2 separate regions of the Homo sapiens genome follow, and region 1 is linked to region 2. Evidence: chromatin contacts called from ENCODE Hi-C or POLR2A ChIA-PET data. All regions are on one chromosome and are shown on one strand. The core of a region is the stretch at or near the end of the contact, and the rest is flanking DNA. Distances in the headings are between cores, read along the strand shown.

Region 1 (5,074 bases), core at 1,485-3,984, 2.4 Mb before region 2:
TTGCAATTTTGTGGACAAAGGACTATACTAAAAATTTGGAGAAAAATTAAAGAAAGGTTGGACCTGAGGAAAAAAGTCTACTGTGGTCATCATTTTCCATCTCCAAGTCTAAAGAAAACAGAAAAAGGGCAAATAGTAAAAAGAAAATTGCATTTAGATAAGTCATAAAATTTCCTGAAAGAAAAGAAAATCAAAACAATAGATAGTCTAGGCTAGTAAGAGGTTGTGAAATGATTGGAACTCAATAATTCTCAGAATGAGATAAATTCTTGAACGCAGCTACTGTCCATTCACCTATCATCTCATGGCCTTTTTTTTTTTTTTCACAGCCCTCTCCCACTACTCTTTCCTGTCTTCAAAATAGTTTGGTGGTCTACAAGTTCTAAAAGCTGGTATTTCTAACATAAAATTTGCTAATCTTTCAGTTTTTATTAAATTAGAAGCTAATAGGATTCTATCTCTGGATTTACAGTTTTAAAAAGTTTTATTTTGGCATACTGGGATATATGTAGCCTATTTGATATAATATATGGCCTAATCAGAAATTCTGCTATCAAGTTCTTCACTATATTTTTGAAAAAATATGTACAATTGTATATTTGAAGGACAGTTTTTGAAGAGTCAGAATTAGAACAAAGGTAAGAATACATATATTAAGTCTTGATCCCTTAGCTCAGGGAAAGCAGAAAAGACCATAGGCAAGGACTGTCAATGGCCGACAACTAATACTTGAGTAACCACTATGTATCAGGTACTTTACATGTGATACCTTTTTTTAATGTCTTATAATTTTAGTTTAAAAAAATTTTAATACACAATAACTGTACATATTTATGGGGGTACATAGTGATGTTGCAATACATATAACATATAGTGATTAGGGTAATTAGCATATCTATCATCTCAAAAACTTATGTCTTTGTTTTGGGAACATGCAATATCCTTCTTCTAGCTATTTGAAACTATACAATATTGTTAACTATAGTCATCCTACAGTGCTACAGAACACTAGAACTTATACCTCCTATCTAGTTGTAATTGTGTATTTTACAACTTTGAAGTAGGTGTAATTATCCCTATTTAGACTATACCTGTATGAAACAGAAATTATTTTCATTTTACAGATGAGGAAACAGACGCAGAGAAGTAATTTGTCCAAAGTCCATAGGGTTGTAAGACTCATAACAAGAACTACAACTTGGGCCTATCTGAATCTTATACTTCTGGTACTATACTTGTTCACAGGTTTGAAAAGAGCTTTAATTTCTATTATTTCTCAAGAATTTGTAATGCTTTCTCTTGTCACTGTGCTTTCAACTTAGAGGAGTTGCAGTTTTGATAAAAGACAAACTGATTTAGCTTCTAGGTTTGTTAAATATGTAATTCAGAGGCAACTCCAGGCTTATATTTCTACGACTGCTTTCTAAATCTAATTATTTTATAAATAGTCCTGTTGCTTTAATTCACTTTTTACCCTAACATAATTAATCAAGTTTAACTTTGAAATCTCCATATTTTATGTGAGAACTCCCAAGGCTATCCACTTTTATTTTCCTTTGTAAATTTATTGTTGCTCAGCCTATTTCATTAATGGCAGCTTTAATTATAATATTTTATTATATTTTCAAAGTGCATGATAATGGTTTACCAGTCTGGTTAGTACATCAGAGATTTCTATTGGGAGCTATCAGAGATGTTAACATCCAACAATTTTACCAAAGTGTAATTGTTATAGACGTCTTAACATGAATTTACGCAACAAAAATATGTTTAATGTGGAGAACAGTGAGATGCATATTTGATAATTCACTGCAGTCTGCATCATCATCTCTATATTCCAAAATTTCGTCTTAAGCCGTTTAGTATTTAACTTACAGAAGAAAGGGGGTTATCTTAGATAACTTTTAATATCCTAAGGTATTTTCCAATTCACGATACAGGGAGAAAAGAAATGTGTCCAGGCCCTTAGAAGAAAATACTTTGAATTTAAATGTGACACATACATTAAACCCGCGTGACACGCCAGGCAGGCGGTGGAAGTCAAGTGCATTTGTTTTTGTTTCATCCACCAGGGCGATCTCTTTCACAATTCTGGGAGAGGCCTGTTTGTTCCTCCACTCCCACAGCTGAAGTTTGGGACAAAGTTTGAGAAAATCCCAGGCACCTGCGGCTCCTATCGAAGCCGGCGAGGAGCACAGGGTAGAGCGTCTCTTCCCAGTTTTCAGTCTTCAGATCGCAGGCCTCTCGGACCCGCAGAGCGAGCTTCACGCTGCAGCGCTTGAGAAATAAGAGCTATTCCAAGGAGGGGCCCTGGGTCCTCACTGACGCTTCGCAAAGGTGTACGTCCGCCCAGGGAAGGCCGGCGGCGCAGCGACGGCGAGGAGTCCCCATCCATCTTCTCTTCAAGCAGCAGTAGCTGGGTTCGGGTACCCAACCGACGAGCCGAGACGCCAGAGGCCAGAGTACGAAGTTGGAAGCCTGCGCCCCAAGCCAACCGGGATTCCACTTAGCTCCGCGCGGTCCGCGCCTCGGCCGGAAGGGGGCGTGGCTTCGGGCCCGCGCCGCGAGGCCCGCCGCCGAGTGGGGGGGTTTCTCCCGGGCCGCAGCCGCGCGTTTCCGGCGCGCTCCCCCGCGCCCTCCGTCCTGTGGTCTCGCCCGCCCCCGCTGCCATGTTGGATTGTGCGGCCGCCGCCGCCGCTGCGGGAGGGTTGGGGGAGGAGTTGGGAGTTTAGCGCAGTCGCCGGAGTGCGAGGACAACGACCATCCGGCCCTAGCCTGGCCGGGCGGGTGCCGGGAGCTTCCCTTTCTCAGCGCGGCGCGAAGGTGGCTCGCCGTCAGCGCCTGCTTCCCTCGACCTCGTCCTCCTCCCCGCTCCGGAGGAGCTGCGAGATGTGGCGCCTCTGACTCCACTTCTCCCCGCCCCTGTCACCGAGAGGGGGAACGAGCTCTCGCCCACTCGCCGGAGGAGACGGCCCTGGACTCCCAACCCCGCCGGCGAAACCATGAGCTCCGTCCAGCAGCAGCCGCCGCCGCCGCGGAGGGTCACCAACGTGGGGTCCCTGTTGCTCACCCCGCAGGAGAACGAGTCCCTCTTCACTTTCCTCGGCAAGAAATGTGTGGTCAGTGGACGAGACCCGCGTCGCCACCCGTGACATTACCTCACGGGCCCGGGCTTGGGGGCCGGGAAGTGGGAGTGGGGAAGGAGGCGGGAGCGGCGCGGGCCAGGCCTCCCGCCAGCCCCGGCCCCGGCCCCGGCCCCTCGTCGGCGCCCTCGCCCTGCTCCCAGGGTGCGGGCCGTGGCGGTCGGGCGCCGCCTTCCCGAGCTGCTGGAGAATAAGGGAGTGTCACCTCCGCAGGCCTGTCCTCCAGCCTGGCCGGGCCTCGGCCCGCGCCCTTGCTGCTGGTTAAAACTTTATTCTCAGGCCACAAGGGGATTTTCTTGCAAGAGCCGCTTGGTCCTAGAATCTGGGCCCTTGTTCTAGCTCTCGCTTCACCTCTTACTGCTTGATCTGGGGGTACGTTCCTTAACAATGCCAGGTTTGAGGAGTGGATAGGTCGGGGAAGGAAGGTGGTTTTTAATCTCCCATTAGGATTCCAGGAGGGAATGAAGTCGAGTGCAAGAGCCTGGGCTCTCTTCGGATTAGAGAGGGTGCAAGAAATGTTATTGCTCTTCGTTAAAGAGAAACAAGATTTATTTCTCTAGCAACCTTGCCTAGGCCTGGTTTCTACTCTCCTTCCCACTGATTTTTTTTTTCCCCCCATTGGTGGGAGGGGGTGCTGCTCTCCCCGCAGCCATGCGCAGGGAAACCTCAATCTCTGGTAGCTCTTGGCTTTTGGGGCCGAGAATGATTCTTAGTTTGGTGCTGTGCGGCCAATTCCAACCCCAGATGGCCGGTTGGGAGCGAGCAGTTCTGCTGTGGGAAGGGGAATGTGTGTTGTTGACGGAAGCATTCATTACATTGGCTGCTGGCAATTCTGGGGGTGGGGAGGTTCTGCTCTGTGGTGTAGGCCTTGTCGGGATCATACTGCGGTGACTGGGTTGAAGTGTGGTTTGTTGAAATACTGGCTGGATCCCTTTCTCTCCACTTTGCTAGCACCTGCAGAGTATGTGCCACTGGAACCCAGAAAACACGGAAATTTCAACAAAGCAATACCATTTTATAACTCCTTTAAGTAATATTAGGTATGCCAAACCAGATTTCACCTGCTTCTTTAAGAAGTTAGGATTAGACAATTTCTGGAAAGTTATTGGATTCATTGTTAACTTCATAGGAGTCCACCCTTTGTATCTTGTGCCATCCGGTTGGAGATTGAATCGTTCCATTCAATTTCAGATGTGTTTCATATTTCGGAATTTAGACCTTAGAGAACATTGAGTTTCCTGATTAGAAGGATGAAACAAGAGGAGTGGCTCAAAACGAGAATTTTGGGTAACAACTTTAAGCCCCTCCCCATTCACACACACTTTTTTCAACAAATGAGAAAACTGATCCAGTGAGCCCAAGTCATACAGCAATTTAATAATGTAACCAGAACTAGAAAACCAGGACTCCTCACACCTAGTCCTATCCCATTGTACTTTGCACTACATCATGTTGTTTTAGAAGGGTATTTTTTTTTCCTGTTACTGATTTATTTCTAAAAGTGGTGTTAAAGAAATAACCACTTTGCCTTTTTCACCAAAAACTAATTAAAATACAAGATTCTTAAAGCACCACTAATGTTTGCATATGCTCAGTTTAGGAAAATCTTCAGCACTTTGAATGTTAGTTACCTCCAATGAAAAAAATTCAGTTGCTGGTTTAGTAGATTAGCTATGTAACCTGTATCAAAAAGGAAGTAGTTGTGCTGTGTTCTACATACCAGACACATTAACTTTAGGCAGAAAGGACATTACATTTATACACAAGTATACTAATTGTTCTGTGCTTACCTGTAGTTTTACTGGTTTCGAAAAATGGCAGATGGGGAAAAATACTGTGATAGAGAAAAATGATGTTGCACATTGGTTAGTGTAAGTGGATTGCTGAATAGGCTCTCAGTATTCAGTGCTTAATTTCTTTATGCCATCTTT
Region 2 (5,055 bases), core at 1,642-4,141:
CCACTTTCAGAGCCATTTTCTTAAAACTCAACAATCTTTAGTATTTCCAGTTACTAGAGGATAAAGTCCAAACTCCTTACTTAGGGTGGCACCCAAATCCCCCAGCCTGCCTTTCTCAGCTGGTCTTCACCCCTCCTTCCTGCATGGGTCACACTCTTGTGCCAGTCTGCACACAGTCTGCAGCTTCAAATCCCCTCCTGTCCTTTCAACCCTGACCTTTGCTCGTCCTGGTTCCTCACCCTGCACATCTTTCTCATTTTTTAGAACTTTGCATAAATTCCCCTTCTTTGGAAGAAATTGTGTTTGAACCTCCCTCTTTAAGAATGTATTGCTCCTTTTTCTGAACATTTGTTCTGATTGCATAGTACTTATATTTCAATTTGGCACTGATTTTAATCTGCCTTGCATTATATAATTTTTTTTCTTTTTTTCCTCTTTTTCCTGTGTCTGTCCCCCTTCACCCAAGAGTGAGTCTTAAAGGCGCTATTTTGGTGCTTCACCCAGCATCTAGCACTGGGTGCTGCAATCAGTAAATGCTGATTGAGTGAAAACAAATGTAGGTAACAGAGAATTAGGATTTCTACATGGAAAGGAAGAGTATTTCCAAAGTGGGATTCACATAAAGCTGTATTAGTTGGAATATCACTGGTAGTCAGCTATGAACAAACGTTGAGTTACTTTATTCTCCTACTTTTTATTTCTTGATTTTTCCTGATGTTAAGAACCTGCAAAGTGTTTTTGTGTGCATTTTAGCTATTTGATTTAGACATTATGAGGGCAGATGGTTATTTTGATGTCAAAACTGAAGTGTAGTACTTTGTAACCTTACTGGTTGCCAATCTGTTGAATTGGCCAAAATTTAATTGTGTGGTTTTATTTTAATTCTCATTTCAGACTATCTTAACGAAGATGGATATATGGTTATCTTCGTCATTTGTTTAACATCTTAGTATATGAAAGGTTAACATATTTAATCCAGTAGGAGGATTCTTGCTATAATCACTATCTTAAGGACCCATAAGATTAAATAGTTCTTTTGGTGATTCGTTTTCCATTTTTTAAACTTACTTGACAATTTCTATAAATTATGTAGCTTTATATTTATTATATGGTATTATTTTAGAAAAATAAAACACATTTCTAGAAAGGAAGAATGAAAATTTTGCCTACAATTAGTAGTTGAAATTACCAATGTCGATTATGAATTTTTAAAAACAATTTTTTATAAAACTTTATTTTGAGATAATTGTATTGTTTTTTACAAATCCATTTGAATATACAGAGAGATGGTGCATACTGTTTACTCAGTTTCTCCCATTGGTAATATCTTGCAAAACTATAATACACTATCACAATCAGGACATCAACATGGATACAATTCACCAATCTTATTCAGCATTGTGGTGTAATGTAGTGTTGTTTTCAGTTTGAATACTTAGCTAGTAAGTGAACTGAACACAGTCCAAATTATTTTTGTCTATATTGCTGCAATAAGTACTTAATGTTCTTTTTTTTTTTCTTTTTTTTTTTTGAGACGGAGTCTTGCTCTGTCGCCCAGGCTGGAGAGCAGTGGCACAATCTCGGCTCACCACAAGCTCCACCTCGCGGGTTCACGCCATTCTCCCTGCCCACCACCACGCCCGGCTAATTTTTTTTTTTTGTATTTGTAGTAGAGATGGGGTTTCACCGTGTTAGCCAGGATGGTCTCGATCTCCTGACCTCATGATCCACCCGCCTCAGCCTCTCAAAGTGCTGGGATTACAGGCGTGAGCCACTGCACCCGGCCATAAATACTTAATGTTCTATTGAATTTATTTATTTTTACCTTTTCAGATTTAAACCATTGGTATATAGTATATACATAAATTACTTGAGACATTATTAACAACTAAAGTGCAAAATAGTTCTGATTCATTAGCCCGACTTACTGAAGGACATTCATTGATGAAATGCAATAACAAATGTTTATTATTGTTCCATGAAATGAAGTGTATATGCAGAAAGAAATTAAGCATTGAAGCTATCAGTGTAGTTTGAGGGGAAAATAGTTGTAGGAGAGGAGGGATTTTGGTGTTTGTATGTTGTACCTGTATTCTATACTTGGACAGCTGTTTATGAAAACTAATGTACCTGTTTGGCCACCAGGTGCTAATGTTTTCAGAATTGCAGACTTAGTACAGGGCTTTTGATTTTGATGTGTATTGGATAAAAATGAGCTTTCTTCTGGAAAGAAAAGTCTTTCACAGGAGTTTCTTCACCTTAAAGTATCTACTCCCCTTACTGTTACACAAATTAAATGGAGGTGATGTTATTTACTTAAAATCCTGATTTTAAGTAGTTAAAATCCTGACTTTAAGTACTTAAAATACTTAAAAAACTGATTTTCCCAAAATTATATCCCAGTAAAGTGTAGATAAGGTTTCTTTTCTGCTTTGTTCTGGGCATTAAGCTTTTTCAATGTTATTATATTACCTTTATGGCTTTAATGGTGCATAATATTCTACTGAGTGTTCTATTGAGTTAATGAGCTTTTATTTACTTGGTCATTTTCCTCTTTTTAAACATTTCAATACAATCTTTTAACTTTCAGCTTACTAGTTGGAGTATTGGACCTACAGGAAGTTCACAATTATCTAAAATAGTACAGAACTAAAAACTGTGTGACTATTTATAGCAAGACAGCTGGTTAACATTTATCACACTGCATACTTATTAGTCAAATCAGGAAATGGCTGTCCACAATACTCTGATGATCTGAGTTATAATCTCCTGGGCTGGGATCAGATGTTAGTGCTTTTAAAAAGCCCTACTATAATTATGATAGATGGTCAGGTTGAGAACTACTACATTCAAATTAAGATTTGACCTCATGGATTCCTTGAACTGATAAATTGTAAATCTTTTAGTAATGATCTTCCTCATCCCCCTCCCTGGCCCTCGCAATCTCCTAACCTCACCACTAAGATAGATTCATGTATATTCTCTGGGGCTTTCTTTGCGTATCTGTACAACACCATACAGCAGCAACAACTTTTAAACACCATCATATTCACCAAATTTATATTTATAAACATTGAAAGGTAAGTTTGTAGAGTAACTTCCTGATTGAAATTTAAATATATAGTAACTAAAATTCAAAACAAAATGGTAAGGGAAAAATAAAATGTTTTATCAGTAGTAAAATACTATCCTCCATAATTATTTAATAGTTTATAATGAATGTACAGTGTGAAGTTACTTTCTCACTTTTTCTTAAGTGATATTCATGTTTTATTGTATACTGAATCATTATTTGAACACTTATTTTTGTGGACCTAAATATATTTTAAAAGTGGATACTTGCCAATAGACTCATTCCTTCTAACAAAAGTAATTTTTTTTTTTCAGCAAGATCAGCATTGGACACAGCTGCACGTTGTAAGTATTTCATCTCAATATTTTATGTATGATTTATTCTGCCTTAGGCATATGAGAGCTTATATTCAAAGTGTCAGTAGTTCAGTATGAGGAAAAACTGCTTTAGAAATTGCTTTTTAAAGTTATGAGGATGCTATTTGATTGGACAGCCCAAATATTTTTGGCAATTATTCATGATGGATATTTTGTGTTTTTTAGCTCCGTTATTATAAGTACAGAAATTGGTGTGAGAAGGAGTTAAGAGTGTACATGGGCAAGGTAGTCAATGGAACATTAGGCCTTTTTTAATTATCCTGGAGGTGACGATTTTTTGTGCATATATGGACTAGAAGTGCAAAGTAACATTCAGAACCCCCCACATCCTAAAATTTAAAAATAAACTCATAGTTAGATAAAATATATTTGCCCTAATGCAGATCATATTACTTGACTCATTTGCATCCATTATTAGTTTGTTTCCTAGGAAGATCTGGTGTCTGTTGTGGGTTTCTTTGTTGCTGTTTTTTTTTAAAAAAATTTTTTGAGGTTCTTTGAAACCCTCAGGGGAACAAATTAGCTTGTATTTTAAGATACGTGTATCTTGATGTTTTTCTTAATGCTCTTTGTGGTTTGAGATTTGAAGTAAAGTGAGGTAAAGTCTGTTAACTTGTTTTCTAAAAAAAGACATCATGTTTTCTCCCCCAAAGCTACAAAGCCTCCCAGATATAAGTGTGGGATCTCAAAAGCTTGCCCTGAGAAGCATTTTGCTTTTAAAATGGCAAGTGGAGCAGCCAACGTGGTGGGACCCAAAATCTGCCTGGAAGATAATGTGTAAGTCTTTGTTGACTTGAGACGATAAGGTGTGCTATTAAATTGCAGCCAATTGAACCTGAGTTTAATGGATATTTTGAAAATGTGTTCGGTATACTTTATTAATGGAAAGTGATTTCCATTTTTGTTATGTAGTTTTTTTCTCATGAATTCAAGGGACCTTAAAGTTCTTAAATTTTATATTAGAGAGTGACTAAGAACGTAACACTTATTCGGCTTTATAGAGATAAGAGATTTCCTCTGAGTAAATTCTCTAGATCTGCACTGTCCCATTTGCTAGCAACAGAACACATGTGGCTATTTAATTTTGATCCTTAAATATTAGGAAGAAAGTTAATTCACTTAAATTAACTAAAAAGTTCAGTTCCTTGGTATCTGTCACCGCAGTTCAGGTGTTCAGTGGCCACATGTGGTTCATGGTCACCAAATGGAACAGCAGAGAGAGCATTTTCATCGTGGCAGAAATCCTATTTGCAACATTGCCCTGGACAATGAATGTGTTCTCTTTATTTTAAATGAAATCCAACGTCTTTCATTTAAAATATTTGAGTGCTACTTGTTGAAGTGTGAAATGATCCAGTGATAACCTCAGTTCCATTGCAGCACAAACTGCTTGCCTCTAAGCTGAATGGTTTCCTATGTTGAGATGCTTTCTAAAGGATGGTTTTTAGGATTTTTGATATCCTACCTCAGTGTCAACTGTTGCTCGCAAGTTCCTGCTGCTGAAATTGCAAATCCTACTTTTAGTTGGTTGCTTTTAATATGCTATTGCCTAGAAAACTAGACATGGGGGCTTATTTAAATTTAATATAAAATAATAAATTTGTC

What was found. A loop is a pair of places that touch in the nucleus more often than their neighbours do. ChIA-PET counts read pairs that join two places held with the same protein, here RNA polymerase II (POLR2A). Pooled maps may share reads with other maps.
Region 1: a pooled map shows a loop between it and region 2 (4-fold over the local background). The contact joins the promoter of WASL here to the enhancer-like site in region 2. A Hi-C loop is called at or near these places in 3 of 37 single-sample maps with no recorded cell type and 2 of 50 pooled maps. POLR2A ChIA-PET finds 5 or more read pairs at or near these places in 1 of 52 experiments (T-cell).

Annotation. Positions count from the first base shown.
Region 1 is chr7:123,746,663-123,751,736 of GRCh38, reverse strand. It overlaps WASL (WASP like actin nucleation promoting factor), which reads left to right and starts at 2,734. Exons shown (of 11, transcript NM_003941.4): 1 at 2,734-3,119. The coding sequence starts at 3,003. It overlaps WASL-DT (WASL divergent transcript), which reads right to left and starts at 2,542. Exons shown (of 1, transcript NR_170281.1): 1 at 756-2,542. RefSeq lists silencers at 2,452-2,771, 3,232-3,321 and enhancers at 2,350-3,004, 3,764-3,813.
Region 2 is chr7:121,370,472-121,375,526 of GRCh38, reverse strand. It overlaps FAM3C (FAM3 metabolism regulating signaling molecule C), which reads left to right. Exons shown (of 10, transcript NM_014888.3): 4 at 3,388-3,417; 5 at 4,104-4,227. Among named protein-coding and RNA genes, the nearest start is that of FAM3C, 23 kb to the left of the region's middle. RefSeq lists an enhancer at 2,550-2,599. Within about 2 kb of position 2,891, at least 5 of the 41 ENCODE cell types and tissues checked have a DNase peak (open chromatin) inside an H3K27ac peak, as active enhancers do.